2 separate regions of the Homo sapiens genome follow, and region 1 is linked to region 2. The links are chromatin loops, found by intact Hi-C in ENCODE. Cell type or tissue: HCT116. All regions are shown on one strand. Links, peaks and the distances in the headings refer to the core of each region. The heading gives the core; the rest is flanking DNA. Region 1 overlaps TOR4A (torsin family 4 member A). Region 2 overlaps PNPLA7 (patatin like domain 7, lysophospholipase).

Region 1 (14,916 bases), core at 4,017-12,016, 240 kb after region 2:
CGGGGTGCGGGGGGAGGGAGCCGGGCCGTGGGGGGCATGTGGGGGTGGGGGCAGCCGCTCACAAAGCCCGATCTCTACATTCAAAACCAGCCGGGCCATTCCGGTCCCCAGCGCGCCAGGCGGGGACGGCGGGGACGGTGGGGACGGCGGGGACGGTGGGGGCGGGGCGCCTGCGCACCCGGAAAGCGCCCGCACCGCGAGGGGCGAGGGCAGAGCCGAGGGCCGGGCCGAGGGGGCGCACCCGGCTCGCAGCGCCGCGCACCCACTCGCCCCAGCGCTGGGGTCGCGGCCTGGGACGCGCGGCTCGTCCTGGGGACCCCGCCCCGCCCACCAGACGCCGCCGCGCGTGGGGCTAGAGTGCGCCCGGCGCAGGTGGGGAGGGGGGTCCGACCCAGCGCGGACCTCGCCGGAGACACCCCGCCCGCCCCGGCCCGGTCCGCGGGGGCATGCGAGGCAGGGGAGGGGGCGCGCCCGGGGCTCCCACCGACCTCGCCCGGGCGCAAGGGCCGGAGCCCCCGGGTTCCCGAGCCTCGGAGCCGCCGCGGCTGTGCTGCCGCCCTGTGGCCGCCGCCCGCACTGCGCCTCGGGCCCGGCCGCGCTCCAGCGCGTGCACCCCGCACTCCGCCCTGCCCCGGACCTCCGCGGGCCCCGAGTCTTCCTGCCAGCCCCTCGGCCCCAGGGAGGCGGGGCGGGCGCCGGGGTAGACGGCGGGGCCATGTGGGCTTTGCTAGCTCGGGAGCGGGGCGGGGTGGGAGGCTGCGGGGAGCCGGGCCCCAATGCCCGGAGGTCAGGGGCGCCCTGGGGCAGAGGAAGCGGCAGGTACCCCTTAGCGACTCGTGGCTTCTGCAGCCCCTAGAAGGACCCCCAGACGAGGGTCTGGAAAAGTGACCCCTTCATAGTCCTAAACAAGCAGTTGGCAATGGTGTGCCGTTCTCCACGCGGTCCGATGGGAAAGGGAGGCCCTGAGCCGCAACGAGTAAGTAGATAGTCAGCAGGACCACGTGGACGCGACCAACCACAGGTCACACTTCGGACGGGAGCAGGACCCGGCGCCCATCCCTCAGGACCGCCGAGAGCCGGGCCCTCTGGGCCGCAGGTGCCGCTACCTTAGCCATGGAGCCGCAGCAGAGGAGGCCGGCGCTGGAATTGCAGGCTCGTCCTGGCTGCCCCGCCGCACTCCTCTCACGGAAGTGGCTGTGCCGGAGGCGCGAGAACAGAACTCTGTTCAGACGCTCGCGTGCTCGGAGAATGGAGCCTGGAGACCTGGTTCACACCCGCTATGTGTTTAAATGGATAAAACGCTCCTCAGGTCTGTGAGCCTGCAAACAAGGTCCCCACTGCCATCTGCTGGCCCCACAGACAAGAACCCACACAGGAATGAAGCCCAAAATATCCCATAAACTTTCCAAAGAGAAATGACAAAACTGAAATAGTAGTGGTGTCAAAACACAGTGTACTTCTCAGCCCAATGAAGCTGGGATGGGTGGCCCAGGGAGCCCCAGACTTCATGGATAGGCTTTTCGTTCACATGGCTCAAAATGGCACCCCAGATCCAGCCATCACATCTGCACTCCAGCCAGCAGAAAGGAGGCAGGGCCCTCTTCTTCAAGGATGCCTCCCAAAAGTTGTGTTGCCACAGCTGCTCACATCCCATTGGCTAGAACGTAGTCATACGACCCACCTCACTGCAAGGGAGGCTGGGAAATGTAGTCTTTAATCTGTGAAATGTGCCCGCTTAAAACGGAGCCATGGAGGAAGAAGGACTAGCGATCTGGGGGGTAGGGGTTGGGTGGGCGAAAGGCTGTGCCTCCCTCGGTGGCGTCAACATCCTGGCCATGTTGTCACATGCACTTGCTGGCAAAATTCCCAAGCCATGCGCTCACAGTTTGTGCAGTGATGAGTGTGGCAAACACAGCTCAGTTAAAAATAAACATCATTTTATAGATTAGCTGAAGAATACAATGTCCCACGAGACTATGTGGCCATCAGGAAATTAACTTTTCTGACCTAATGGCCCAGGAAGCACTGCGGGCAGCGTCTCGCCCCGTGTAACGCAGCACCCGCAGAAGTGCCCGGGATCAGCCTTTGCCTCGGCGGGATCCTGGTTCCTGGTTCTTCCAAGGGCATGGCGAGGTCCCCGCTCCCTTATCTTGAGGAAAGTAATAAGTAACCCAGCTCTTTCAACTCCCAAGGTTACTTTGTCAATAAAGTGCGCCTTCTCAAGTCTTCCCCTCGGTCTCTTTACGGACTGTTTCTTTTCATTCGACTCCAGACGGAAAGAAAATCGTTAGGTTTATCATTCACATTCCTAAACGTCAGCGTTAGGGTGGTGTAATTTACATGCAATAAAATGCACCCCTTGAGGGTGTGGCAAGTCTTGATGGCTGTTTACACCATGTAACCCACACCACAATCACAATTATATAAAGATATTATTAAAGCCAAGAAAGTTCTCCCGGCCCATCCCAGTCAATTCCTCCTGCCCCAGATCACCACCCATCCGACTTCTAGCACCGTGGATTCACGGCGCCTGTTCCAGAGCTTTCTCTAAAGGCATCACGTGGCACGCGCTTCTTTTGTCCTGCCCCTGAAACTCGTCGCCATGCTGTTGAGATTTGTCTGTGTGGTTCGTGTTTCCCTAACTTCTGCAAGGTGTAGCCTCTTTTTTTTTTTTTTTTTTTTTTTTCGGAACTCGTAAAATCTGGCTGGTGCGCCACAAACACAGGCTCATGTTCCCGGGTAGTTTTTCAGTTGGCACACTCATCCTCCTCCAGAAAGGAACTGCGTCACGAGGACACCCTCCTGGAATCCCAGAGCGTGGCACCGGCCAGCTCTTGTGTCCCCAACAGGGGCCCCGCCATGTTCCCTGGTAGTCCGTCTCCCCTCCCAGGCACTGAGCCCAGGGACTGGAAATCCAACCTCGGAGGGTTGCAGACCCGGCAGCTCCGGTGCAAGGCTCTTCCCACCGCAGACCAGGCCTGAGATCTGGGGCCTCTCCTTTGCCAGAGGAAGGAGGAATGAGCTGCCTACCAGGCACTTTGCTAGGACGAATATGTGAATGTCGAGCCTTGCAGGGCGCAAAGTCAATGCACAAAAGCCAATTGTGATTCTATATCCTGTCAACATTCAGAAAATACCACTAAAATAGCATACGGCAAAACATAAAATGCTTAACAAAAAAATTAATGAAAGTGTGTAATGAAAGATCTCTCCAATGAGAACTATAGAACATTGCCAGAAACTTTTTTTTTTTTTTTTTTTTTCAGATGGAGTCTCGCTCTGTCGCCCAGGCTGGAGTGCAGTGGCCTGATCTCGGCTCACTGGAACCTCCGCCTCGCGGGTTCAAGCGATTCTCCTGCCTCAGCCTCCTGAGTAGCTGGGACTGCAGTCGCCCGCCACCACGCCCGGCTAATTTTTTGTATTTTTTGTAGAGACGGGGTTTCATCGTGTTAGCCAGGATGGTCTCGATCTCCTGACCTTGTGATCCACCCTCCTCAGCCTCCCAAAGTGCTGGGATTACAGGTGTGAGCCCCTGCACCTGGCCGAGAAATTCTTTTTTAAATCTGAATCAAAAGAGATACGTATCATGTTCACTGCCTAGAAGACTTGATAGTGTTATAAGTGCTCCCCAAATTCATCTACAGATTCAATGCAATCACAGTCAAAATCCAGCAGGCTTTCCGTGGAAATTGGCTAGATGATTTTTAAAATTCATTTGGAAACACAAATGTCAAAAAAATAAACAAAATAATCTTGAAAAGAGGCCGGGTGCGGTGGCTGATGCCTGTAATCCCAGCACTTCGGGAGGCTGAGGCAGGTGAATCACCTGAGGTCAGGAGTTCAAGACCAGCCTGGCCAACATGGTGAAACCCCATCTCTACTAAAAACACAAAAATTAGCCGGGCGTGGTGGCGGGCACCTGTAATCCAGCTACTTGGGAGGCTGAGGCAGGAGAATTGCTTGAACCCTGGAGGCAGAGGTTGCAGTGAGCCAAGATCGCACCATTGCACTCCAGCCTGGGCGACAAGAGCAAAACTCCATCTCAAAATAATAATAATAATCTTGAAAATAAAGAACAGGCTGAGCATGGTGGATCACACCTGTAATCCCAGCACTTTGGGAGGCTGAGGCAGGTGGATCACTTGAGGTCAGGAGTCCAAGACCAGCCTGGCCAACATGGTGAAACCCAGTCTCTACTAAAAACAGAAAAATTAGGCCGGGCGCAGTGGCTCATGGCTGTAATATCCCAGCACTTAGGGAGGCCAAGGCGGGTGGATCACCTGAGGTTGGGAGTTCAAGACCAGCCTGACCAACATGGAGAAACCCTGTCTCTACTAAAAATACAAAATTAGCCGGGCATGGTGGCGCATGCCTGTAATCCCAGCTACTCAGGAGGCTGAGGCAGGAGAATCGCTTGAACCCAGGAGGCGGAGGTTGTGGTGAGCCAAAATCATGCCATTGTACTGCAGCCTGCGCAACAAGAGCAAAACTCTCTCAAAAAAAAAAAAAAAAAAAAAAAAAGGCCGGGCGCGTTAGCTCATGCCTGTAATCCCAGCGCACTTTGGGAGGCCAAGGCGGGAGGATCATCTGAGGTCAGGAGTTCAAGACCAGCCTGGCCAACTTGGTGAAACTCTGTCTTTACTAAAAATACAAAAACTAGCCAGATATGGTGGCAGGTGCCTGTAATCCCAGCTACTCGGGAGGCTGAGGCAGGAGAATCACTTGAACCCAGGAGGCAGAGGTTGCAGTGAGCTGAGATCATGCCACTGCACTCCAGCCTGGGCAACAGAGCCAGATGCCGTCTCAAAAAAAAGAAAAAAAAAGGTTTGGATCTTTGTGTGTGTGTGTGTTTGTATGTATATATGTTTAAATGTGTTTATGTATATGTACAGGTATTGTTATATGTTGTATGTAGCATGTTACCAAATTGGCCTATAAGTAAATGGATACTCATAAGTTAAGTCCAAATGTCTATCAGGTTCACATGAATTTTATAATCTTTGGTAAATAAAATGTTTTTTTATTTGTTTGTTTGTTTTTGAGACAGAGTCTTGCTCTGTCACCCAGGCTGGAGTGCAATGCTGCCGCCTTGGCTCACCGCAACCTCTGCCTCCTGGGTTCAAGCGATTCTCCTGCCTCAGCCTCCCAAGTAGCTGGGACTACAGGTGCGTGCCACCACACCTGGTTAATTTTTGTATTTTTGGTAGAGATAGGGTTTCACTATGTTGGCCAGGCTGATCTTGAACTCCTGATCTCATGATTTGCCCGCCTCAGCCTCCCAAAGTGCTGGGATTACAGGCGTGAGCCACCATGCCAGGCCAAAAATAGTTTTTAACTTATTGGTAAAATAAAACTAGAAATATCAGGCTGGGCACAGTGGCTCATGCCTGTAATCCCAGCACTTTAGGAGGCTGAGGCAGGTGAGTCACGAGGTCAAGAGTTCAAGATCAGTCTGGCCAACATGGTGAAATCCCGTCTCTACTAAAAATACAAAAATTAGCCAGGCGTGGTGGCAGGTGCCTGTAATCCCAGCTACTCCGGAGGCTGAGGCAGGAAAATCACTTGAAGCCAGGAGACAGAGGTTGCAGTGAGCCGAGATTGTGCCATTGCACTCCAGCCTGGGCGACAAAGCAAGACTCCATCTCAAATAAATAAATAAATAAATACATACATAAAAATAAATTCTACTTAAAGCCAGGTGTGGTGGCTCACGCCCGTAATCCCAGCACTTTGGGAGGAGGCAGGAGGATTGCTCGAGCCCAGCTGTTTGAGATCAGCGTGGCAACATAGTGAGACCTCGTCTCTAAAAAAATTTTTTAAACCTGGCCAGACGTGGCACACGCCTGTGGTCCCATCCACTTTGGAGGCTGAGGTGGTAGGATGGCTTGAGCCCAGGAGGTTTAGGCTGCAGTGAGCCATGATTGCACCCCTGCACTCCAGTCTGGGCAACAGAGAGAGACCCTGTCTCAAAAAATATATATGTGGGGACCGGTGCGGTGGCTCACGCCTGTAATCCCAGTACTGAGGGAGGCCAAGGTGGGTGGGTCACCTGAGGTCAGGCATTCAAGACCAGCCTGGCCAACATGGAGAAACACTCTCTACTAAAAATACAACAATTAGCTGGTATGGTGGCGCATGCCTGTAATCCCAGCTATTCGGGAGGCTGAGGCAGGAGAATCGCTTGAACCCAAGAGGCGGAGCTTGCAGTGAGCCGAGGTCACGCCACTGAACTCCAGCCTGGGTGACAGAGTGAGACCCTGAAAAAAAAATAAAAAAATAAAAATGAAACCCACTAACTAGGTTTTGTTAAAGATTTACAGGAGCAAGGGCCGGGCATGGTGGCTCACGCCTGTAATCCCAGCACTTTGGGAGGCCAAGGTGGGCACATCATGAGGTCAGGAGATCGAGACCATCCCGGCTAACATGGTGAAACCCTGACTCTACAAAAAATACAAAAAAAAAATTAGCCGGGCATGGTGGCAGGCGCCTGTAGTCCCAGCTACTTGGGAGGCTGAGGCAGGAAAATGGCGTGAACCTGGGAGGCGGAGGTTGCAGTGAGCCAAGATTGCACCACTGCACTCCAGCCTGGGCGACAGAGCGAGACTCCATCTCAAAAAAAAAAAAAAAGATTTACAGGAGCACTGTGACCTGACCAAGGACAGAGAAGTGGCCACAGCCTCCTCAGACCCTCGCTGGCACCCAGATGTGTGTGGTCCTCGGTCCCTCCCACCCTCGCTGGCACCCAGATGTGTGTGGTCCTCGGTCCCCTCCTGATCCCAAGCCCTGCACATAGTTTCTCCACATCCCCCATCCCATGAAAACCCTCCTGCCAGCATGGAAAATGTAAGATACTGGTTCAGGACACTAGGTCTCCAGGTCTCCATCTTCTCGGTTTGCTGGCTCTCCAATTTCTTTTTTTTTTCTTTTTTTTTTTTTTTAATTTATTTTTTTATTGATAATTCTTGGGTGTTTCTCACAGAGGGGGATTTGGCAGGGTCATGGGACAATAGTGGAGGGAAGGTCAGCAGATAAACAAGTGAACAAAGGTCTCTGGTTTTCCTAGGCAGAGGACTCTGCGGCCTTCCGCAGTGTTTGTGTCCCTGATTACTTGAGATTAGGGATGGGTGATGACTCTTAACGAGCATGCTGCCTTCAAGCATCTGTTTAACAAAGCACATCTTGCACCGCCCTTAATCCATTTAACCCTGAGTGGACACAGCACATGTTTCAGAGAGCACAGGGTTGGGGGTAAGGTCACAGATCAACAGGATCCCAAGGCAGAGGAATTTTTCTTAGTGCAGAACAAAATGAAAAGTCTCCCATGTCTACTTCTTTCTACACAGACACGGCAACCATCCGATTTCTCAATCTTTTCCCCACCTTTCCCGCCTTTCCATTCCACAAAGCCGCCATTGTCATCCTGGCCCGTTCTCAATGAGCTGTTAGGCACACCTCCCAGACGGGGTGGTGGCCGGGCAGAGGGGCTCCTCACTTCCCAGTAGGGGCGGCCGGGCAGAGGCGCCCCTCACCTCCCGGACGGGGCGGCTGGCCGGGCAGGGGGGCTGACCCCCCCCACCTCCCTCCCGGACGGGGCGGCTGGCCGGGCAGAGGGGCTCCTCACTTCCCAGTAGGGGCGGCCGGGCAGAGGCGCCCCTCACCTCCCGGACGGGGCGGCTGGCCGGGCGGGGGGCCGACCCCCCCACCTCCCTCCCGGACGGGGCGGCTGGCCGGGCAGAGGGGCTCCTCACTTCCCAGTAGGGGCGGCCGGGCAGAGGCGCTTTTTCTTTCCTTTTCTATTTTTTTATTATTTTATTTTATTTTATTTTTTGAGAGTGAATCTCATTCTGTCGCCCAGGCTGGAGTGCAGTGGCGCGATCTCGGCTCACTGCAAGCTCCGCCTCCCGGATTCACACCATTCTCCTGCCTCAGCCTCCCAAGTAGCTGGGACTACAGGCACCTGCCACCAGGCCTGGCTAATTTTTTGTATTTTTAGTAGAGATGGGGCTTCACCATGTTAGCCAGGTTGGTCTTGATCTCCTGACCTCGTGATCTGCCCGCCTCGGCCTCCCAAAGTGCTGGGATTACAGGCGTGAGCCACCGTGCCTGGCCCAAATATTCTCTTCTTGTAAGGACACCAGTCACATTGCATCCTGATCCACAGTACTCATTTCAGCCTTAAAAAGGAATGGGCGGCTGGGCGCCGTGGCTCACACCTGTAATCCCAGCACTTTGGGAGGTCAAGGTGGGTGGATCATTTGAGCTCAGGAGTTCGAGACCAGCCTGGGCAATGTGGCAAAGCCCCATTTCTATAAAAAATACAAAAATTAAGCAAGCATGGTGGTGCACACCTGTGGCCCCAGCTGCTTGGGATGCTGAGCTGGGAGGATCACTTGAGCCCAGGAGTGCAAGGCTGCAGTGAGCTATGACTCTACCACTGTACTCTAGCCTGGGTGACAGAGTAAGACCCTGTCTCAAAAAAATAAAAATTTTAAAAAAAGAAAAGAGGCTGGGCTCGGTGGCTTACACCTGTAATCCCAGCACTTTGGGAGGCCGACACAGGTGGATCACCTGAGGTCAAGAGTTGGAGACCAGCCTGGGCAACATGATGAAACCCTGTCTCTACTAAAACTACAAAAGTTAGCCAGGTAAGCTACTCGGGAGGCTGAAGCAGAAGCATCACTTGAACCCGGGAGGCAGAGGTTGCAGTGAGCCGAGATCACGCCACTGCACTCCAGTCTGGGCAACAAGAGCGAAACTCCGTCTTGAAAAAAAAAATAAGAAAAACTACGACGCTCTACGCTCATCCTCAGAGGCAGAAGGGCAGAAATCACCAGCTCACACCCCCGGGCAATGGCCACGTGCTGGAGCGCCTTCCATCCCCGTTCCCTTTCCAGCCTCCAGAAACTCCACGAGGTCCTGGACATGAGTCTGCATCTCTTGGGAGGTGCTGAGTGGGTGTCTCTCCCTGAGCTGCACTGACACCTGCTGGAGGCTCTGACGGCCTCAGTCCACGAAGGCCCATGGCAGGGACTGCTCCTTGTAGCTCATCCATCACCAGCTCCACACAGTCAAAGACCTTCTCCTGGGTCAGGTGCAGTGGCTCACGCCTGTAATCTCAGCACTTTGGGAGGCCAAGGCAGGCGGATCACCTGAGGTCAGGAGTTCAAGACCAGCCTGACCAACATGGTGAAACCCCATCTCTACTAAAAATACAAAGTTAGCCAGGTGTGGTGGCACATGCTGCAATCTCAGCTACTTGGAAGGCTGAGACAGGAGAATAGTGTGAACTCAGAAGGCGGTTACAGTGAGCCGAGATCGCACCACTGCACTCCAGCCTGGGCGACAGAGCGAGACTCCGTCTCAAAAAAAAAAAAAAAAAGAACACAGTCTGGGCCAGGTGTGGTGGCTCAAGCCTGTAGTCCCAGCACTTTGAGAAGCCAAAGCAGGAGGATCCCTTGAGCCCAGGAGTTTGAGACTAGCTTGGGCAACATAGTGAAACCTCATCTGTACAAAAAATGAACAAAATTAGCTGGGCGTGGTGACATGCACCTGTAGTCCCAGCTACTCGGGAGGCTGAGGCAGGAGGATTGCTTGAGCCTGTTGCTATGTGCTTGAGCAATGTGCTATGATCATGCCATTACACTCCAGCCTGGGCAACCGAGTGAAACTCTGTCTGGAAAAAAAAAAGTATACTGTAGTTTCACTTCAACTTCAGAAATTCTGACTTTGGTTGATCCTCTGAACATGTAATCGCAGACACTCAACCTGATAGTGCAACAAAAACTGATCCCAAGCCTGAGGCTCTGAAGAAACCTCTGCTATGGATTCCTTCATCTCAACCACAGGTATTGCCAGAAACAAATCTGATGCTTTTTCTTTTGGGTATTCAAAACATTTTTGTAGATTTTCATTGCTTTCCATTCTGTCTACAAAATGTTTCAAATCTTCAGAAAGAGAAGATACATTGGCTTTAAAACTTTCAAGGTGAAGCCAGGTGCGGTGGCTCACGCCTGTAATCCCAGCACTTTGAGAGGCCGAGGCAAGAGGATTGCTTGATCTCAGGAGTTCGAGACCAGCCTGGCCAACATATAGTGAAACCCCGTCTCTACTAAAAAAATACAAAAATTAGGCCGGGTGCAGTGGCTCACACCTGTAATCCCAGCACTTTGGGAGGCCAAGGTGGTGGATCACCTGAGATCAGGAGTTTGAGACCAGCCTGGCCAACATGGAGAAATCCTGTCTCTACTAAAACTACAAAAATTAGCTGGGCGTGGTGGCACATGCCTGTAATCCCAGCTACTCAGGAGGCTGAGGCAGGAGAATTGCCTGAACCCAGGAGGCAGAGGTTGCCGTGATCTGAGATTGCACCACTGCACTCCAACCTGGGAAACAGATTGAGATTCATCTCTCAAAAAAAATTTAAAAAAAAAACTTTCAAGATGGAAAACAATTTTTTATATATAATAAAGAATTGAAAGACAAAAAAAAAAAGAACCAAATGGAAATGGAAAGTTTGGAGTTAAAAAGCACAAAAACTGAAATGAGAAATCCACTAAAGAGGTTGAGCAACAGATTTTTTTTTTTTTTTTTTGAGATAAGTCTCGCTCTGTCTCCCAGGCTGGAGTGCAATGGCTCAATCTCGGCTCACTGCAACCTCTGCCTCCTGGATTCAAGTGATTCTCCTGCCTCAGCCTCCCGGGCAGCTGGAATTGTATGTGCTCGCCATGCAATTTGAGACTAGATCAATAGAAACTACCCAATGTGGGGCCGGACACGGTGGCTCATGCCTGTAATCCCAGCACTTTGGGAGGCCGAGGAGGGCGGATCATGAGGTCAGGAGATCGAGACCATCCTGGCTAACATGGTGAAACCCCGTCTCTACTAAAAAAATGCAAAAAAAAAAATTAGCCAGTCATGGTGGCAGGCGCCTGTAATCCCAGCTACTAAGGAGGCTGAGGCAGAATGGCGAGAACCCGGGAGGCGGAGCTTGCAGTGAGCCAAGATTGCGCCACTGCACTTCCAGCCTGGATGACAGAGCAAGACTCCATCTCAAAAAAAAAAAATGCAAAAAACTAGCCAGGCGTGGTGATGGGCGCCTGTAGTCCCAGCTACTTGGGAGGCTGAGGCAGGAGAATGGCATGAACCCAGGAGGCGGAGCTTGCAGTGAGCAGAGATCGCGCCACTGCACTCCAGCCTGGGCAACAGAGCGAGACTCTGTCTCAAAAAAAAAAAAAAAAACAAAAATTACCAGGACATGGTGGCACACGCCTCTGGTCCCAGCTACTCAGGAGGCCAAGGCAGGAGAATCGCTTGAACCTGGGAGTTTAAGGCTGCAGTGAGCCAAGATTGCACCACTAGCTGAGATTGCACCACTGCCCTCCAGCCTAGGTGACAGAGTGAGACCCTGTCTCAAACAAACAAACCAAAAAAAAAAAAAAAAGCTTTATTTCAAAAAGTTTGCCTAGGGCCAGGCATGGTGGCTCACGCCTGTAATCCCAGCACTTTGGGAGGTCTAGGCTGGAGGATCACTGTAAGTGGGGAGTTTGAGACCAGCCTGTCCAATATGGTATAACCCTGTCTCTACTAAAAATACAAAAATTAGCTGAGCATGTTGGTGCGTGCCTGCAATCCCAGCTACTCGGGAGACTGAGGCAGGAGAATTGCTTGAACCCAGGAGGTGGAAGTTGCAATGAGCCGAGATCATCGCACCATTGCACTCCAGCCTAGACAACAAGAGTGAAACTCCGTCTCAAAACAAAACAAAACAAAAAATTAGCTGGGCATGGTGGCACACACCTGTAGTCCCAGGTACTAGGGAGGCTACAGCAGGAGAATCCCTTGAACCCAGGAGGCAGAGGTTGCAGTGAGCCAAGATCGAGCCACTGCACTCCAGCCTGGGCGATAGAGCAAGACTGTCTCAAAAAAAAAAAATCAATAAAATTAGACAATTTAGATGAAATGGACAAATTCCTAGAAGTTCCAAGAAAGACACAAATTACCAAAACTGACTCAGGGACTTTGCAGATGTAGGTAAGTGTGGACCTTGGATGGGAAGATAATCCGTTATTACCCAGGTGGACACATTTACTTATTTATTTTATCTTTTTTGAGACATAGTCTCACTCTGTCGTCCAGGCTGGAGTGCAGTCGCAGGGTCTTGGCTCACTGCAAGCTCCACCTCCTGGATTCAAGCGATTCTCCTACCTCAGCCCCCCAAGTAGCTGGGATGACAGGAACTCGACACCACATCCGACTGATTTTTGTATTTTTAGTAGAGACAGGGTTCCACCATGTTGGCCAGGCTGGTCTTGAACTCCTGACCTCAGGTGATCTGCCCGCCTTGGCCTCCCAAAGTGCTGGGATTATAGGCGTGAGCCACTGCGCCTGGCCCAGGTGGACACATCTAGTCACATGGGTCTTTAAAAGCAGAAAACTCTTCCTGGCTGTGGTCGGAAGGATGCAGTGTTGCTGACCTTGAAAAATGCAGAGAATGGCCAGGCGCGGCGGCTCACGCCTGGAATCCCAGCACTTTGGAAGGCCGAGGTGGGAGAATCGCTTGAGCCCAGGAGGTCGAGGCTGTAGTGAGCCACAATCACGCCATTGCATTCCAGCCTGAATGACAGAGAGAACCTGTCTCTATTAAAAGAAAAGAGAAGCCAGGCACGTTGGCTCACAACTGTAATGCCAGCATTTTGGGAGGCTGAGATGGGTAGATCACCTGAGGTCAGGAGTTCGAGACCAGCCTGGCCAACATAGTGAAACTGAGTCCCTACTAAAAATACAAAAATTAGCTGGGTGTGGTGGTGGGCGTCTGTAATTCCAGCTACTCAGGAGGCTGAGGCAGGAGAATTACTTGAACCCAGGAGGTGGAGGCTGCAGTGAGTGGAGATCACACCACTGCACTCCAGCCTGGGTGACAGAGCGAGACCTTGTCTCAAAAAAAAAAAAAAAAGTCATTATGATGTGCACACACAGATCACGAGGGTTACTACGTAATGACACATGGCAGATGTCAAAGAATAACTCAGAGACAACTGCACAGAAACAGTTTCTGCACATATGAGGGAGAGCAGCTATGACATTTGGGATCATCTGGTTAGCTGGCAACTTCCCGCATGTCCAGCCTGGGTCATCTGCCCTCAGCACCTGTCCAGGGCAATTAAAGAAAATACTTTAGTTATTTATGGATTTCCTGGAAAGCCCGGATGTTTGAGCTGCAGACTGCATGTGAGCCCCAATCCTTCCATCAGCCTCCAGGTCCACACCACTTCCCCATTCAGAAGTTTCTCAAAACAAAACAAAAAACAAAACTCTCGATCAGCATGTCCTATTAAATAGAAGCTTAGAGAGAAATGGATAAATCTACCATAAATCTACAATTAGGGAAAGATTTCAGCATCCTCCTCAATTATTAACAGACCAGACAGACAAGAAACAAACCAAACAGTAGGTCGTCAGATTTGAACCACACAATTTATTAACAAGCATGATTTGTGGCCTCGTTTATTACCAGCCCCCACCCCAGCACTTGGTGCACATTCTCCTTAAGCGCAGAATTTGGCCTCAAGGTAATATTTTAGGAATAAATAAAAAGAGGCCGGGCACGGTGGCTCACACCTGTAATCCCAGCACTTTGGGAGGCCGAGGTGGGCGGATCACGAGGTCAGGAGTTCGTGACTAGCCTGGCCAACATAGTGAATCACCGTCTCTACCAACAATACAAAAAAATTACCCGGGCGTGATGGCGGGCGCCTGTAATCCCAGCTACTCGGGAGGCTGAGGCAGGAGAATCGCTTGAACCCAGGAGGCAGAGGTTGCAGTGAACCGAGATCGTGTCATTGCACTCCAGCCTGGGCAACAAGAGCAAAACTCTGTGTCAAAAAAAAAAGAAAGAAAGAAAGAAAGAGATAAAATTTCCCCTTAGGTCTGGACCTTTTGATACAAGCCGATGCTCAGCGGGTGTTGTTGACTGACAGGTGGATGAATGGCCCACGCTTGCCGGCAGGTGACACCTCCAGGTGGGTGCTCTGTGGGAAGGGGAGCTGACAGTCCTGGGGGTCCTGCCTGGGGAGCAGTGGGCACCCCAACATTCACCCATGCAGGGACTGGCAAACACACCCCCACTCTGCAGCTCTCTCTGTTACCACCTTGAAGCCAACACGAAGGCCAGACCAGAGCTGGGTGTCCCTCTGTGTGGGCTCCTGGGACAGATACTCGCCTGGGAGAGGTGGGGCTCCTTCTCCCAGCTCCTTCCCCTAGCCCTGGGGTTGGGGTGGACAGAGCTGGGCTGAACTCAGCCCTGGTTCCCAGCGCTGGCTAGCCGGTCCTGCACAGCCCCAGGAGGCAAAGGTTTCCTGGTAGCCCCCACCCCCACCCCGTGGAGCCGGACCCCTCCCCAAGACTCCAGGAGCAGCGGGAGTCCTCAGGACCCTCTGGGCAGGACGGGGCAGCCCTCTCGCTAGCGCTCCCGCCCTGGGCCCAGGACCTGCGCGCCGAGCTCGAGCTCCGCGGAGCCGCTGCCATCCGCCCAGAGATCCCAGACTTTCAAGCGGCCTGAATCCCCGTCTCCACTAGACGGCCCTCGCCCCCGACCACAGACACCAACCACCAGGGCGAGAATGGATGCGAGGCGGGGGAGAGAACAGGACACCCTCCGGGAAGCCGCAGGACCTCTGCTCAGGGAACTAGCGGGGCCCCTCCGGGGACACCGGCGCTGGTGGGCGCGGTCTCCGGGCTGAGTTCAGGCCTCGGGGCCGGAGGAGTCCCACTTGCCAGGGGCGCCCGCCGTGTGCGCTCGACTCGGGGCTTCCGGCGCGGCCCCGCCTCCACCTTCGCGGTGCCCCCACCTCGACGGCGCCCCGCACCGGCGTGAAACCTCCTCGCTGCCCTCTGAGCCCCTTTCGGGACTGGTCATCG
Region 2 (14,916 bases), core at 2,735-10,734:
TGAGATTCATTGGCGTGAGTGGGTGTCGTTCTAGTTCAGTCGTTGACACCACCGTTGATTTCTCCGTGGCTGAGTGACAGCTGGGTTGGGTGTGATTGCTGGCTGCTACATACAGCACTGCCGAGATCTGAAGATGTGCAAGTGTGGGGAGCCCTCGGGGACCCCTGCCTGCCAGAGGAGCTGCGTGTCCACCTGGGCTTCCCAGCATCCAGCCTCTCCCTGTGGTTTTCACAGCTTCCTGATCTGGGGTGAGGTTATGAAGGCATGGTTTTTTGAAGTAAACAAGTGGATTTGAAATAAAACACACAAAAGCCATTTTTAGCAACAGCTGCTAAGTTGTTATTCTTTTTCCCCACCCGCCCCCAAACACACGCACGTGCTTTTCTCCCTGATTCCAGAGTGGAGATGAGACTTGCCCAGCTGATGCGGTTGGTGGGGGTGTCTCTCCCTTGAGTCTGGAGCAGGCCGTGATTTCAGTCGCTGGACCCCGGCTGTTGGGGCTGGCAGATGACTCCTCTCAACCGTTCTGTGCTTGTGTTTCTTGTGGTGTGGTGTAGCTCTCTTAGGGAGGAACTTGCTCTACATAAAGGTTTTGAAAGGAACGGAACAAAATTCCAAGTGGAAGAAAAATTGCTGAGTCTCAGAGATCGATTAGCATGTGCCAAGAGCTGAGTATCTGGTGTGCTCGATGTGCGGGGCCCGCAGCAGGCCTGAGTGTCGGCCAGTTGTGCTTTGGAGCCCAGCACCAGGAGATTGGGCACCCTCTAAGTTCCTTGTTTGGGTTCTCGTTTATGTGGCCTCGTGCAGGAAGGTACATTGGAATTCTCCTGAACAGCAGCAGCCGTGAGCCTGGTCTACACAGGTGAGCAGCTGCTGTTTGATTTAGTATCTGTGGTGATGTGTTAGGCATCTTCATTCAGGCTCTCAAAGAAGAAGGAAATTAAGATTTTATTTTTAACTAAAATAAATGGGAGAGTTACAGTTCTGCTGTGGCAAGGTAGTGCCACAACAGCCTGTCCTGCTGATTACAGTGAAAAACTCTGGACAGAATGCAGAAAACAATTCTTGGAGAACTCCGAAAATAAAGCCAGTAGACTGTGGATAGTCATCGTGGAGCCGCCACCCACGAGGGTTCTGCTTCCTGCTTTTTCGTTTTCTTCTGTTACTCATGGCCTTGCCTTGATGGTAGCCCAGTTATGGAGCAAAAGCCCTGATGGGAATCCTCCAAAAGCACCAGAAGAAGGGCCCCCAAGGGCCAGAGAGAGTGTGTGGATCTCAGGGAGGAGAGAGCCAGGGAAGTAGATGCACAGATTTTGTCTGTGAACCTGTACAAGGCTCAGGACAGACCCAGAGCAGCATAACAAAGACTTTGAAACTGTATTAAGATTCATACTTCAAGGCCAGGTGCGGTGGCTCACGCCTGTAATCCCAACACTTTGGGAGGCCGAGGCGGGCAGATCACAAGGTCAAGAGATCAAGACTGTCCTGGCCAACATGGTTAAACCCTGTCTCCACTAAAAATACAAAAAAATTAGCTGGGTGTGGTGGCGCGCACCTCTAGTCTCATCTACTCGGGAGGCTGAGGCCGGAGAATCGCTTGAACCCGGGAGGCAGAAGTTGCAGTGAGCCGAGATCATGCCACTGCACCACAGCCTGGGAAACAGAGCAAGACTGTATCTCAGGAAAAAAAAAATTCAAACTTCAGGCTGGGCGCGGTGGCTCACACCTGTAATCCCAGCACTTTGGGAGGCTGAGGCGGGCGGATCACATGAGGTCAGGAGTTCCACACCAGCCTGGTCAACATGGTGAAACCCCGTCTCTACTAAAAATACAAAAATTTAGCCAAGTGTGGTGGTGTGTGCCTGTAATCCCAGCTACTCAGGGGGCTGAGGCAGGAGAGTTGCTTCAACCCAGGAGGCGGAGGTTGCAGTGAGCCGAGATCGTGCCACTACACTCCAGCCTGGGTGGTAGAGTGAAACTCCGTCTCAAAAAAAAAAAAAAAAAAACAAAGATTCAAACTTCACCTCGAATCTCAGATTGACTCCTGAGTGGTGCATGTTCAGGGCAGAGCAAAGCATCAGAACCAAGGCTTTGAAAACAGAGAAACTGGAATCCACCATCCACAGATACAGACTTGTGGTCTGAACCCAACCAGCTTAATCGCCTGCTAAAACAAAGAAGGCAACATTCTCCGGAAAATTATATCCTAAACCCAGCCATTATAAATGATCACAGTGGATACAAATGGTCTAAATACAACAACAAGACAGACTGTCAGATTGGATGGAAAGTCCAAGCCCCAACTCTATGGTGTCTGCAGGAAAAACCCACTTTAAATATCAATACTTAGATGGAAAACAGAAGGTTGGCCTGGGCGAAGTGACTCACACCTGTAATCCCAGCACTGTGGGAGGCTCAGGTGGGAGGATTGCTTGAGCACAGGAGTTTGAGACCAGTCTGGGCAACATAGCAACCCCATCTCTACAAAAAATTTAAAATTAGGTTAGTGTGGTGGTACACACCTGTGCTCCCAGCTACTCAGGAGGCTAAAGTGGGAGGATTGCTTGAGCCTGGGAAGCTGAGGCTGAAGGAAGCTCTGAGTGTGCTGCTGTAGTATAGCTCAGGTGATAGAGTAGCAAGACAGTTTCTCAAAAAATAAAAAAGGCCGGGCGCGGTGGCTCACGCCTGTAATCCCAGCACTTTGGGAGGCCGAGGCGGGCGGATCACGAGGTCAGGAGATCGAGACCATCCTGGCTAACGCAGTGAAACCTCGTCTCTACTAAAAATACAAAAAATTAGCCAGGCGTGGTGGCGGGCTCCTGTAGTCCCAGCTACTGTGGAGGCTGAGGCAGGAGAATGGCGTGAACCCGGGAGGCAGAGTTTGCGGTGAGCCAAGATCGCACCACTGCACTCCAGCCTGGGCAAGAGAGCGAGACTCCATCTCAAAAAAAAAAAAGGCTGGAAGAAGATATATCATGAAAGCCCCAATTAAAAGAAAACTGGAGTGGCTATATTAGTATCAGACAAAGTCGATGTCAGATGAGATGAAGGAATATTACCAAGGATAAAAATGGACAACACGGCCAGGCGCGGTGGCTCATGCCTGTAATCCCAGCACTTTGGGAGGCCGAGGCGGGTGCATCACTTGAGGTCAGAAGTTCGAGATCAGCCTGGCCAACATGGTGAAACCCCATCTCTACTAAAAATACAAAAATTATCTGGAAATCACTTGAACCCAGGAGGCAGAGGTTGCAGTGAGCCACGACTGTGCCATGGCACTCCAGCCTGGGCAATGCTCATATTAGAAAATAAAACAAGTCTCAGATCAGTGACCCAAGCTTCTATCTTAAGAAGCTAGGAAAAGAAAAACAAATGAAACCCAAAGCAAGCAGATGGAAGAAACTAATAAAGAGCAGGAATCCATGAGATTGGAAATGCAAAACAAGAGAGAAAATGAATGAAACCAAAAGCTGGCTCTTGGAAGACGTCAGTAAAATGAAAAATCCTCCAGCCAGACTAGTGTAGAAAAGAAGAGAAGACACAAACTACAGATATTAGACATGAAAGAGTGCACATGTCTACAGACCCTACAGACATAAAAGGACTAATAAGGAAATATTTTGAACAGCTTTATGCCCATAAAATCAGCCACGCAGATTAAATTGACAAATTCCTTGAAAGGCACAAACTACCACAGTTCCCTCAGATATAGATTATCTGAATGGCTACTACTAAAGAAATCGAATCTGTAGCTAAAATCCTTCCCACCTGGAGAATTCCAGATCTAGATGACTTCACTGGGGAATACTTCCCAACATTTAGGACAATAAGGACAAAATATGCTAATTTTATACAAACTTCTCCGGAAAAGTAGAAGAGGGACTATTTCCCAGTTTAGTTTTTGAGGGTAGCAATACCCTAATACCTAATCAGACAGACATTACAAGAAAGGAAAATTTCAAACCAGTCACTCATCATTAGAAACATACATATCCTCAATGAAATATTAGAGATTTGAGTCCAGCAGTATATGGAAAAGGATAATACATCATGATCAGTGGGATTTATTCCAGGAGCAAAGCTGTTTCAACAGTTGAAAATCAGTTGATGTAATGTTCCATATTGACAGACTAAAGAAGAAAAGCCATCTGATTACCTTAATAAATGCAGAAAAAGTATTTGACAAAATTCAGCATCTGTTCACGATAAAAACTGTCAGCAACCAGAAGAGAACTTCCTAAATCGAATAAAGGACATCTGTACTAAAAAAATGAAAGCAAACATCGTGCCTGATCGTGAAAGACTGAATATTTTCCCTTGAAGATTGCGAACAAGCCAGAGTGTGTGTGTGGGTTTTTTTTTGTTTTTTTGTTTTTTTGTGGTTTTTTTTTTTGTGAGTCGGAGTCTTGCTCTGTCTCCCAGGCCGGAGTGCAGTGGCGCAATCTTGGCTCACTGCAACCTCCGCCCCCTCTGATTCAAGCAATTCTCCTGCCTCAGCCTCCCAAGTAGCTGGGACTACAGGCACCTGCCACCACACCCGGCTAATTTTTGTATTTTTAGTAGAGACGGGGTTTCACCATCTTGGCCAGGCTGGTCTTGAATTCCTGACCTCGTGATCTACCTGCCTCGGCCTCCCAAAGTGCTGGGACCACAGGCATGAGCCACCATGCCTGGCCAAGTGTGTGTTCTTACCACTCCTGTTCAGCATCGTATTGGAGGTCCTCAGAGCAGTAGGGGAAGAGAAAGAAAGAAAAAGCATGCAGATGGGAAAAGAAAAAATAAAAGTCTCTATTCCCAAACATGATTATCTAGATTGAAAATCCTGTGGATTCTATAAGACAACTACTAGAACTTATGGTTTATCAACATACGAAAATAAACTGTATTTCTCTATATTAGCAATGAAGAATTAGGAATTGAAATTTAAAAGTAACAGCAATTATAATAGCATCCAAAACTGCAAACTTGGGAGTTCCCAGGCCACTCACACTTGTGACCAACTGGTTACAACTTCAGGGATTCCTGTGACCCCCTCAGATTCAATATTCTAGAACAATTCACATTTGTACTACAAAGGATGAAAATCGGCCAGGCGCGGTGGCTCACGCCTGTAATCCCAGCACTTTGGGAGGCTGAGGCGGGTGGATCATGAGGTCAGGAGATTGAGACCATCCTGGCTAACACGGTGAAACCCCGTCTCTACTAAAAATACAAAACATTAACCTGGCATGGTGGCGGGCGCCTGTAGTCCCAGCTACTTGGGAGGCTGAGGCAGGAGAATGGCGTGAACCCGGGAGGCGGAGCTTGTAGTGAGCTGAGATCGCGCCATTGCACTCCAAAGTGAGACTCTGTCTTAAAAAAAAAAGGATGAAAATCAGGATCAGTCAAAACAGTCAAGAGACCCACAGAGTGAGGTCTGGCATGGTCCAGCCATGAGGCTCCCGTGTCCTTGAGCTATGCCATCCTCCTTGTGGGCGGCAAGCCACCCAGGTGCCGAGGCAAGAGACCGAGGGCACGAGCTGTTACAGTATAATAAAGAAAATATACAGAATAAGAATAGTTATACTGGAACTAGAATATAGATATGATGATATATGAATATTAATCATTAGTTTGTAGCATTACTCTTTGTTCCAATATTATAATAATCTCTGTTCTACAATTATAACCTGGGAAAAACCAGGCCATACAGAGATAGGAGCTGAAGGGACATGGTGAGAAGCGACCAAAGACAAGTGTGAGCCTTCTGTTATGCCCAGACAGGGCCACTAGAGGGCTCCTTGGTCTAGCGGTAACGCCAGTGCCTGGGAAGACACCCACTGCTTAGCAGACCAGGAAAGGGAGTCTCGTTTCGCCAGGGGAGTTAGAGAAGACTCTGCTCCACCACCTCTTGTGAAAGGCCTGACATCAGTCAAGCCCGCCCGCAGCCATCCGGAGGCCTAAACGTCTCCCTGTGATGCTGTGCTTCAGCGGTCACGCTCCTGGTCCACTTTCGTGTTACGCCCTGTACACCTGGCTGTGCCTTCTAGATAGCAGTAGCAGAATTAGTGAAAGTATTAAAGTGTTTGATCTCTCCGAGAAATACATAGAAGAAATAATGACATAAGCTGTCCCCATTCTCTCTCCGCCTCGGCTACCAAATAGGGAAGGGCCCCCTGTCCGGTGGACACGTGACTCACGTGACCTTACGTATCGCTGGAGACGACTCACACTTCTTACCTGCCCCCTTGCCTTGTATCAAATAAATAACAGTGCAGCCAGGCATTCGGGGCCACTACCGGTCTCCATGCCTTGGTGGTAGTGGTCCCCTGGGCCCAGCTGTCTTTTCTTCCATCTCTTTGTCTTGTGTCTTTATTTCTACGATCTCTCATCTCTGCACATGAAGAAAAAAACACACAGGCACAGTAGGGCTGGACCCTATACCTCCTGGCACACTGATGTGTGTTGCCACCCAGGGACGTTTGCCTGAACTTTGGCTGTGTGATCCAACTCGATGTCTAGCTTCCTCCCCTCCCCGCAGGTGGGAGGTTGGGCTGACACCCCTGGATCTAGTCACATGCTTGGTCTTCCCTGCATGGCCAGCTCCCTCCTGAAACTTCTGGGTTGGGCCTTGCCGCCAGGAGTCACCTGCTAGCATAAACCCAAGTGAATTGCACTGTGAATAAAAAGACACTTCCAGGAGCTTCTAAGATCTTGAGGGCTTTCTCCTGGGAACTGAAGACAAGACCAGCTAAATTCTTTATTATGCGACATGGTGGCACCAACTGCTGGTGAAGACAGGCATCCACGGAAACTCATTCCACGGGGCATCCAAGGAAACTCATTCCACGGGGCATCCACGGAAACTCATTCCACGGGGCATCCACGGAAACCCATTCCACGGGGCATCCACGGAAACTCATTCCACGGGGCATCCACGGAAACTCGTTCGCTGCTGGTGAGAATGCAAAACACAGGGCATCCATGGAAACTCACTCACCGCTGGTGAGAATGCAAAGCACGGCAGCCGCTGTAGGAGACAGTTTGGTAGTTTCTTATAAATGTGAGGATACGTGTTCCGTACAACCTACAAGTCCCATCCCTAGGTATTTAGCAAGAGGGATGAGAACTGTGTCCACGCAAACACTGGGAGATGCATATTTATCAAGCAGCTTTATTTAGAATTGTCCCCAGTGGAAACAACACAAATATCCTTCGACTGCTGAATGGACGGAGACCCTGCGAGGCCTTCACGAGGAGACACTGCAAGGCCTCCATGAGGCAGCCAGCACTCAGGAGCCAAGGCACAGGCCTCTGGCAGACGCGCCACCGTGGGGGAATCTCGACTGCTGAATGGACGGAGACCCTGCGAGGCCTCCACGAGACAGCCAGCACTTGGGAGTCAAGGCAGAGACCTCTGTCAGACATGCCACCGTGGGGGAATCTCGAGTGTGTCACACCGCTGAGGGAAGCCTCCACACTCTGTGCCTCCATTTATGTGACATTTTGACAAAGGCACAACCACTGGGACAGAAGACGGGGGAGCATTGCCAAGACCCAGTGGTGGGAAGAAAGGAGGTTGCGAAAAGGCTGCCAGGGGCATTGGAGGTTGGGATTGTTCTGTTTCTGTGGTGGGGGTGAAAATGCTAGAGGTGTGCACCAAAAAGGGTGAATCTGCCTCTGCATGCAGGTGACGGCGTGATGTAAACAGAAGGCTTTTCTCTCTAGAGCCAACTAATTTCCAGAATAATCTGAGCCAGGCGTGGTGGCTCACGCCGGTAATCCCAGCACTTTGGGAGGCCGAGGTGGGCGGATCACGAGGTCAGGAGATCGAGACCCTCCTGGCTAACACAGTGAAACCCTGTCTCTACTAAAAATTCAAAAAACAAATTAGCCGGGCGTGGTGGCGGGCGCTTGTAGCCCCAGCTACTGTGGAGGCTGAGGCAGGAGAATGGTGTGAACCCGGGAGGCGGAGCTTGCAGTGAGCCAAGATCACGCCATTGCACTCCAGCCTGGACGACAGAACGAGACTCTGTCTCAAAAAAAAAAAAAAATCTGTCTCTGCAGGCAGGTGACGGCATGGTGTAAACAACAGCCTTTCGTCTCTAGAGCCAACAAGTTTCCAGAAGAATCTGCCTGCATGCAGATCACAGCGTGATTTAAAAACAGCCTTTTCTCTCTAGAGCCCACCAATTTCTAGAAGATGGAAACCACGTCACTCACTGGGGCTTTTCCTGGGCTCTTTCCTTGGCCGTGTGGAGCTCTGCTGGCCACATCCACGCGGTGAGCCACTGTGGCTCCTCACCTGGGCCTCGTGCGACCCGGCAGTGCGCGCTCCCTGTCCTAGGCGGTGACCCCACTGTGGCGGTGGGCATTTGACAGTGGTGGCTCCTGACCCTCTCGGTGGCCTTTTTAGGAAGCCCGCTCAGGTTGGTGTCTGGCACGCCCTTTGGCGAGGGGTACCGACGCTGATGTCGGACGTAGAGTAGGACGCTGGTGAGCTGGTCCGTGAGCCTCAGTGGCAGGTGGGAGTGGTTGGAACTCCCCATGGTGAGTGCCCAGGTCTGGTGGGGTGGCTGCCTGCGGGCCTCCCCTCACCCACATTTCATCGTCAGCCAGTCCTTCGCCGCACATGTCTTGGACAGTCAAAAAACGTGTGCAGCTGGTGCCAAAAGCAGCACTTTGCACAGCCCAGCCTGGGAGGGAGAATGGAGCCGTGTGACTGGGCAGCAGGCGGGGCCTCCTCCAGGGCTTCCAGGAGCCTTGGCATTCCCTGGGGGGTTGGCCAGGCCCACAGAGTGGGGACTGATGGAGCTGTTGTTACAGGGCCATGCTGCACCTTACAAAACGGTCTCCGTCCGCGCGGCCATCCCGTCCACCATCCTCCGGCTTCCAGCTGCGGCTTTTCATGGAGTTTTTGAGAAATATCCGGAAACTCTGGTGAGGGTGGTGCAGGTGAGTCACTTTTTCAGACAACTCTTCTAGCTGCTGTGGGTCACCCTGGGGGGGCCTGGGCACTGGTTTGGGATTTGAGTGGGTTTATTGCCCACTTACTTTCTCAGTTCTGAGCTTTACAGCCATGAAGGTGATTTCAGAGGAATAGAGAAATCAACTTCATTGGCGGGACTTACCACTGGTGTTGTGGGATTCTGAGTGGGTTCGGGAATAATGAAGGTTATATTTTAAAAATCTGGGGCCGGGCGCGGCGGCTCACGCCTGTAACCCCAGCACTGTGGGAGGCCGAGGCGGGCGGATCACGAGGTCAGGAGATCGAGACCATCCTGGCTCACACGGTGAAACCCCGTCTCTTGGCCGGGCGCGGCGGCTCCCGCCTGTAACCCCAGCACTGTGGGAGGCCGAGGTGGGCGGATCACGAGGTCAGGAGATCGAGACCATCCTGGCTCACACGGTGAAACCCCGTCTCTGCTAAAAATACAAAAAATTAGCCAGGCGTGGTGGCGGGCGCCTGTAGTCCCAGCTACTCGGGAGGCTGAGGCAGGAGAACGGCATGAACCCGGGAGGCGGAGCTTGCAGTGAGCCGAGATGGTGCCACTGCACTCCAGCCTGGGCGGCATAGCGAGACACCATGTCAAAAAAAAATTGTAATATATATCTTAAAATAAAAATGAATGTTCACAATCTCAAAGAGGTCTTAAGATCCCTCACTACCCCCAAAGAGATTTTTACATTTTTATTAAACTTCTCACTTTGGAGTAACTTTAGATTTATAGAAAACTTGCAAAAACAATGCAGTCTTCATGTGCCCCTTGTCCCATTCCCCGTGATGTGAACGTGTTACTTGACCGTGGTGAGGTGTCAAGTCTGCGGGGTTTTTCACCCTGAGAGGGTTCGGTCTGTGGCATCTGCAGGGTTTGGGGCACGGTTCTCAGTGCTCTGTGTGGTGCTGCCGGGGGCCCGCCCTGTACCCCAGGCCGGTGGTCACCGCGCAGCTGGCGTGTTCTTGCAGATCATCATGGTGCGGCTGCAGAGGGTGACCTTTCTGGCTCTGCACAACTACCTCGGCCTGACCACAGAGCTCTTCAACGCTGTAAGTGAAAACCACCTCACAAAGCCCCATGCTGCTCCATGCAGCTGGCATCGGGACAGCTATTGGTTGGCACGGCAGGCGCCCAGTGCCTGGTGGGGCAGTGCCAGCAACAGCTGTGGTCTTCCCAGTTGCTGGTCATTAGGACTTTGGGAGGGGCTGGTTGTGCTGTGTTTATTCTCCTACCTTAAAGCACCTGCTAGTCAGTTTGGAGGCTTGATTCTCCTGGGGCCTTGTGTTCCAAAATCTCTGATCCGTTGGACTTGGGAAAGGTGGAATTCCTTCTCCGATGATGGAGTTGTCCCTCTGGAGGCCCACACGGTTGTGAACAGCCGCCTGGTGCCTCTGCAGCTCCCATTCAGGACTCTGTGATGAGTCTTCCTTTGGTCACCTGTGTTCTGTAGGACATCGGCAGCCACACACACGCTCCTTCCCTTTCTGGCCCTGCAGGCTGCACACTGAGCTGACAGCCCTGTCCAGGAGAGGCTGCCCCTCCCCATGCCCATCCCATGGGGTCCCTACAGCCATGTCAAGCAGAGGCTGCCCCTCCCCATGCCCGTCCCATGGGGTCCCTATGGCCACGGTCCAGCAGAGGCTGCCCCTCCCCATGCCCGTCCCATGGGGTCCCTACAGCCGAATCCAGCAGAGGCTGCCTCTCCCCATGCCCGTCCCGTGGGGTCCCTACGTCCGCGTCCAGCAGAGGCTGCCCCTCCCCATGCCCGTCCCATGGGGTCCCTGTTGCCAGCACTCCCTGTGTGTTGCCCTTGACAGCTCCTCCTATCTGAACCGGGTGGGGCGGAGCTGACCCTGAACTGTGACGCGTTTGGAGGGTACAGCGCATTGTCAAGGGCACAAGGCTGTCAACCCCGGCTCTCCCTCCTCCTGGCGGTGTGACCCTGGGAGGCACTTGGCCGGGACGTGGGACGGTCCCCACCTAGCCGAGCTCTCGTGGGAACTGAGTGAGACCAGGGTTTCGTGCCCTGCTCCATCCCCACTGCCCAAAACAGTAGCCTGATATGCGGAGGGCTCTCTTTAGTCATGGGGCAAGTGGAGCTCGGTTAGTAAAGGCCCAGCACGCATTAGTCTTTAGTATGTGCATTTCAGTTGGAAATCATAATTCTGATGACATTTTAGGGCTTGTCGTCTTCAGTTGTTGACATTAAGGGAATATCTTTTTGTTTTCTACATTATCTTTTGTTTTAATGAAGAGTATTAAGGTTCTGACAATTTGGGGCAGTATGTTGACTTGATCAAGTGTTTGAGACAGGGCCTAGGGTAAAAGCAGGCTGAGCTTGGTTGCCTTAAACAGACCAGTCCTTTTCTTGAATAACTGGATTTCTGGGTTGATGATCGGCCTCTTTCCATTGCCTGAAATGTAGCTTAAACTTTGCCTTGAGAGGCCCACACCTGTCACACCTTTGAGAGGCCCACACCTGTCACACCTTTGAGAGTCCCACACCTGTCACACCTTTGAGGGGCCCACACCTGTCACACCTTTGAGGAGCCCACACCTGTCACACCTTTGAGGAGCCCACACCTGTCAGTGGGTGTGGGGTGTTCCTGGGGTGGCACTGAACTTCCTTCTTGTGTCCCAGGAGAGCCAGGCCATCCCTCTCGTGTCTGTAGCCAGTGTGGCTGCCGGGAAGGCCAAGAAGCAGGTGTTCTATGGCGAAGAAGAGCGGCTTAAAAAGCCACCGCGGCTCCAGGAGTCCTGTGACTCAGGTACTGTCCTGCACCAAGGAGGGCAATGTCCAGCCCCAGAGTCCGGGGGATCCTGCTCCCACTGCCTCAGGTCACCCCAGGTCATCTTGCACATGCCTGAGGCCACCACACACATCCCCGGGTCACCTCACACGGCCCAGGTCACCCTACAAGTCCCACAAGTCACCTCACATGCCCCCCAGGTCTACTCACACGCACCCCAGGTCCCCTCACGTGCCTCAGGTCCCCTCACACGTGCCCCAGGTCACCTCACATGCCCCCCAGGTCTCATCAGATGGCCCCCCAGGTCTCCTCACGTGTCCCCATCTCCTCACATGCGGGCTGGATGTCCTCAGACCTCCCCAGGTCTCATCAGGTGTGCCCATCTCCTCACATGTGGGCTGGATGTCCTCAAACCTCCAACGGTCTCATTACGTGTGCCCGTCTCCTCACATGAGGCCCGGATGTCCTCAGACAGGCCCAGGACCCTTCACCCTCCATTCTTCAGTTGTTCCCAGAATTCTCCCTGCGTGCTTGGCCTGGGCCAGGTGCCTGGTGGGGAGTGGGCCTCCCGCGATGGGCTCTCACCCGCTGTTCTGAGTGCTAACCGGGGGGCCTGAATCTGAGGAGGAAGCGGTCGGGTGCGGCGTGCACTGCATGAGTCACCCCACGACGATCTGTGTGATGGAGTTAACAGCCACCCTACAGATGAGGTGCGCGCTTGGTTATTTATAGCCCATCATGTTCCCAAAAGAATTGAAGTGACTAACAAAAGTATGTGAAATTAAATGAAGCAATGCTGATGAGAGTGAGGAGAGAATGGAGTGAGCAGAGTGGAGTGAGTGAGTGGGGGATGGAGTGGACAGAGTGGAATGAGTGAGTGTGGGATGGAGTGAGTAGAGTGGAGGGAGTGAGTGGGGGATGGAGTGGACAGAGTGGAGTGAGTGAGTGGGGGATGGAGTGGATAGGGTGGAGTGAGTGAGTGAGGATGGAGTGGACAGAGTGGAGTGAGTGAGTGGGGGATGGAGTGAGCAGAGTGGAGTGAGTGAGTGAGGATGGAGTGAGTAGAGTGAAGTGAGTGAGTGGGGGATGGAGTGAGTAGAGTGGAGTGAGTGAGTGGGGGATGGAGTGGACAGAGTGGAGTGAGTGAGTGGGGGATGGAGTGGACAGAGTGGAGTGAGTGAGTGGGGGATGGAGTGGACAGAGTGGAGTGAGTGAGTGGGGGATGGAGTGAGCAGAGTGGAGTGAGTGAGTGAGGATGGAGTGGACAGAGTGGAATGAGTGAGTGGGGGATGGAGTGAGCAGAGTGGAGTGAGTGAGTGGGGGATGGAGTGGACAGAGTGGAGTGAGTGAGTGGGGGATGGAGTGGACAGAGTGGAGCGAGTGAGTGGGGGATGGAGTGAGCAGAGTGGAGTGAGTGACGGGGGATGGAGTGGACAGAGTGGAGTGAGTGGGGGATGGAGTGAGCAGAGTGGAGTGAGTGAGTGGGGGATGGAGTGGAGTCAGTGAGTGGGGGATGGAGTGAGCAGAGTGGAGTGAGTGAGTGAGGGATGGAGTGGACAGAGTGGAATGAGTGAGTGGGGGATGGAGTGAGCAGAGTGGAGTGAGTGAGTGGGGGATGGAGTGGACAGAGTGGAGTCAGTGAGTGGGGGATGGAGTGAGCAGAGTGGAGTGAGTGAATGAGGGATGGAGTGGACAGAGTGGAGTGAGTGAGTGGGGGATGGAGTGAGCAGAGTGGAGTGAGTGAGTGGGGGATGGAGTGGACAGAGTGGAGTGAGTGCGTGAGTGGGGGATGGAGTGGACAGAGTGGAGTGAGTGAGTGAGGGATGGAGTGGACAGAGTGGAGTGAGTGACGGGGGATGGAGTGGACAGAGTGGAGTGAGTGAGTGGGGGATGGAGTGGACAGAGTCGAGTGAGTGAGTGGGGGATGGAGTGAGCAGAGTGGAGTGAGTGAGTGGGGGATGGAGTGAGCAGAGTGGAGTGAGTGAGTGGGGATGGAGTGGACAGAGTGGAGTGAGTGACGGGGGATGGAGTGGACAGAGTGGAGTGAGTGAGTGTGGGATGGAGTGGATAGAGTGGAGTGAGTGAGTGTGGGATGGAGTGGACAGAGTGGAGTGAGTGACGGGGGATGGAGTGGACAGAGTGGAGTGAGTGAGTGAGGGATGGAGTGGACAGAGTGGAGTGAGTGACGGGGGATGGAGTGGATAGAGTGGAGTGAGTGAGTGGGGGATGGAGTGGACAGAGTGGAGTGAGTGAGTGAGGGATGGAGTGGACAGAGTGGAGTGAGTGAGTGTGGGATGGAGTGGACAGAGTGGAGTGAGTGACGGGGGATGGAGTGGACAGAGTGGAGTGAGTGAGTGAGGGATGGAGTGGACAGAGTGGAGTGAGTGAGTGTGGGATGGAGTGGACAGAGTGGAGTGAGTGAGTGTGGGATGGAGTGGACAGAGTGGAGTGAGTGACGGGGGATGGAGTGGACAGAGTGGAGTGAGTGAGTGAGGGATGGAGTGGACAGAGTGGAGTGAGTGACGGGGGATGGAGTGGACAGAGTGGAGTGAGTGAGTGGGAGATGGAGTGGACAGAGTGGAGTGAGTGAGTGGGGGATGGAGTGGACAGAGTGGAGTGAGTGAGTGTGGGATGGAGTGGACAGAGTGGAGTGAGTGAGTGAGGGATGGAGTGGACAGAGTGGAGTGAGTGAGTGAGGGATGGAGTGGACAGAGTGGAGTGAGTGACGGGGGATGGAGTGGACAGAGTGGAGTGAGTGAGTGGGGGATGGAGTGAGCAGAGTGGAGTGAGTGAGTGGGGATGGAGTGGACAGAGTGGAGTGAGTGAGTGAGGGATGGAGTGGACAGAGTGGAGTGAGTGAGTGTGGGATGGAGTGGACAGAGTGGAGTGAGTGACAGGGGATGGAGTGGACAGAGTGGAGTGAGTGGGGGATGGAGTGGACAGAGTTGAGTGAGTGAGGATGGAGTGAGCAGAGTGGTGTTACTCCTGCACTCATGTGTGCTTGTGAGACCCCATGAGGATCACAGCCACCTTTAAACGCAGCTCTGGCTGATGTGCTTTTTCCCAGAAATGCATTTTATTTTTATAATAATAATAATAATTATTATTATTACTATTGAGACAGGGTTTTGCTCTTTTGCCCAGTCTGGAGTGCAGTGGTGTGGTACTGGCTCACTGCCACCCCCATG

The links. Hi-C counts contacts between places; a loop is a spot of excess contacts. Peaks named below come from ENCODE experiments on the same cell type or tissue, not always from the same donor. Only the 100,000 strongest peaks of a DNase experiment are listed, where the experiment ranks them.
Region 1: a loop joins it to region 2, with 5 times the contacts of the local background. A loop is called at or near these places in 54 of 110 quality-filtered maps.

Annotation. Positions count from the first base shown.
Region 1 is chr9:137,281,180-137,296,095 of GRCh38, reverse strand. TOR4A (torsin family 4 member A) reads right to left here. Exons shown (of 2, transcript NM_017723.3): 2 at 13,455-14,916. Among named protein-coding and RNA genes, the nearest start is that of TOR4A, 11 kb to the right of the region's middle. RefSeq lists silencers at 441-850, 9,227-9,326, 14,905-14,916 and an enhancer at 8,877-8,926. In HCT116, for the core only: a CTCF peak has its summit at 8,984 (motif pointing left); a DNase peak (open chromatin) is centred at 8,955.
Region 2 is chr9:137,516,747-137,531,662 of GRCh38, reverse strand. It overlaps PNPLA7 (patatin like domain 7, lysophospholipase), which reads left to right. Exons shown (of 35, transcript NM_001098537.3): 9 at 8,806-8,934; 10 at 9,947-10,027; 11 at 11,620-11,746. Among named protein-coding and RNA genes, the nearest start is that of PNPLA7, 26 kb to the left of the region's middle. In HCT116, for the core only: no CTCF peak of the experiment used is centred there; a DNase peak (open chromatin) is centred at 5,884.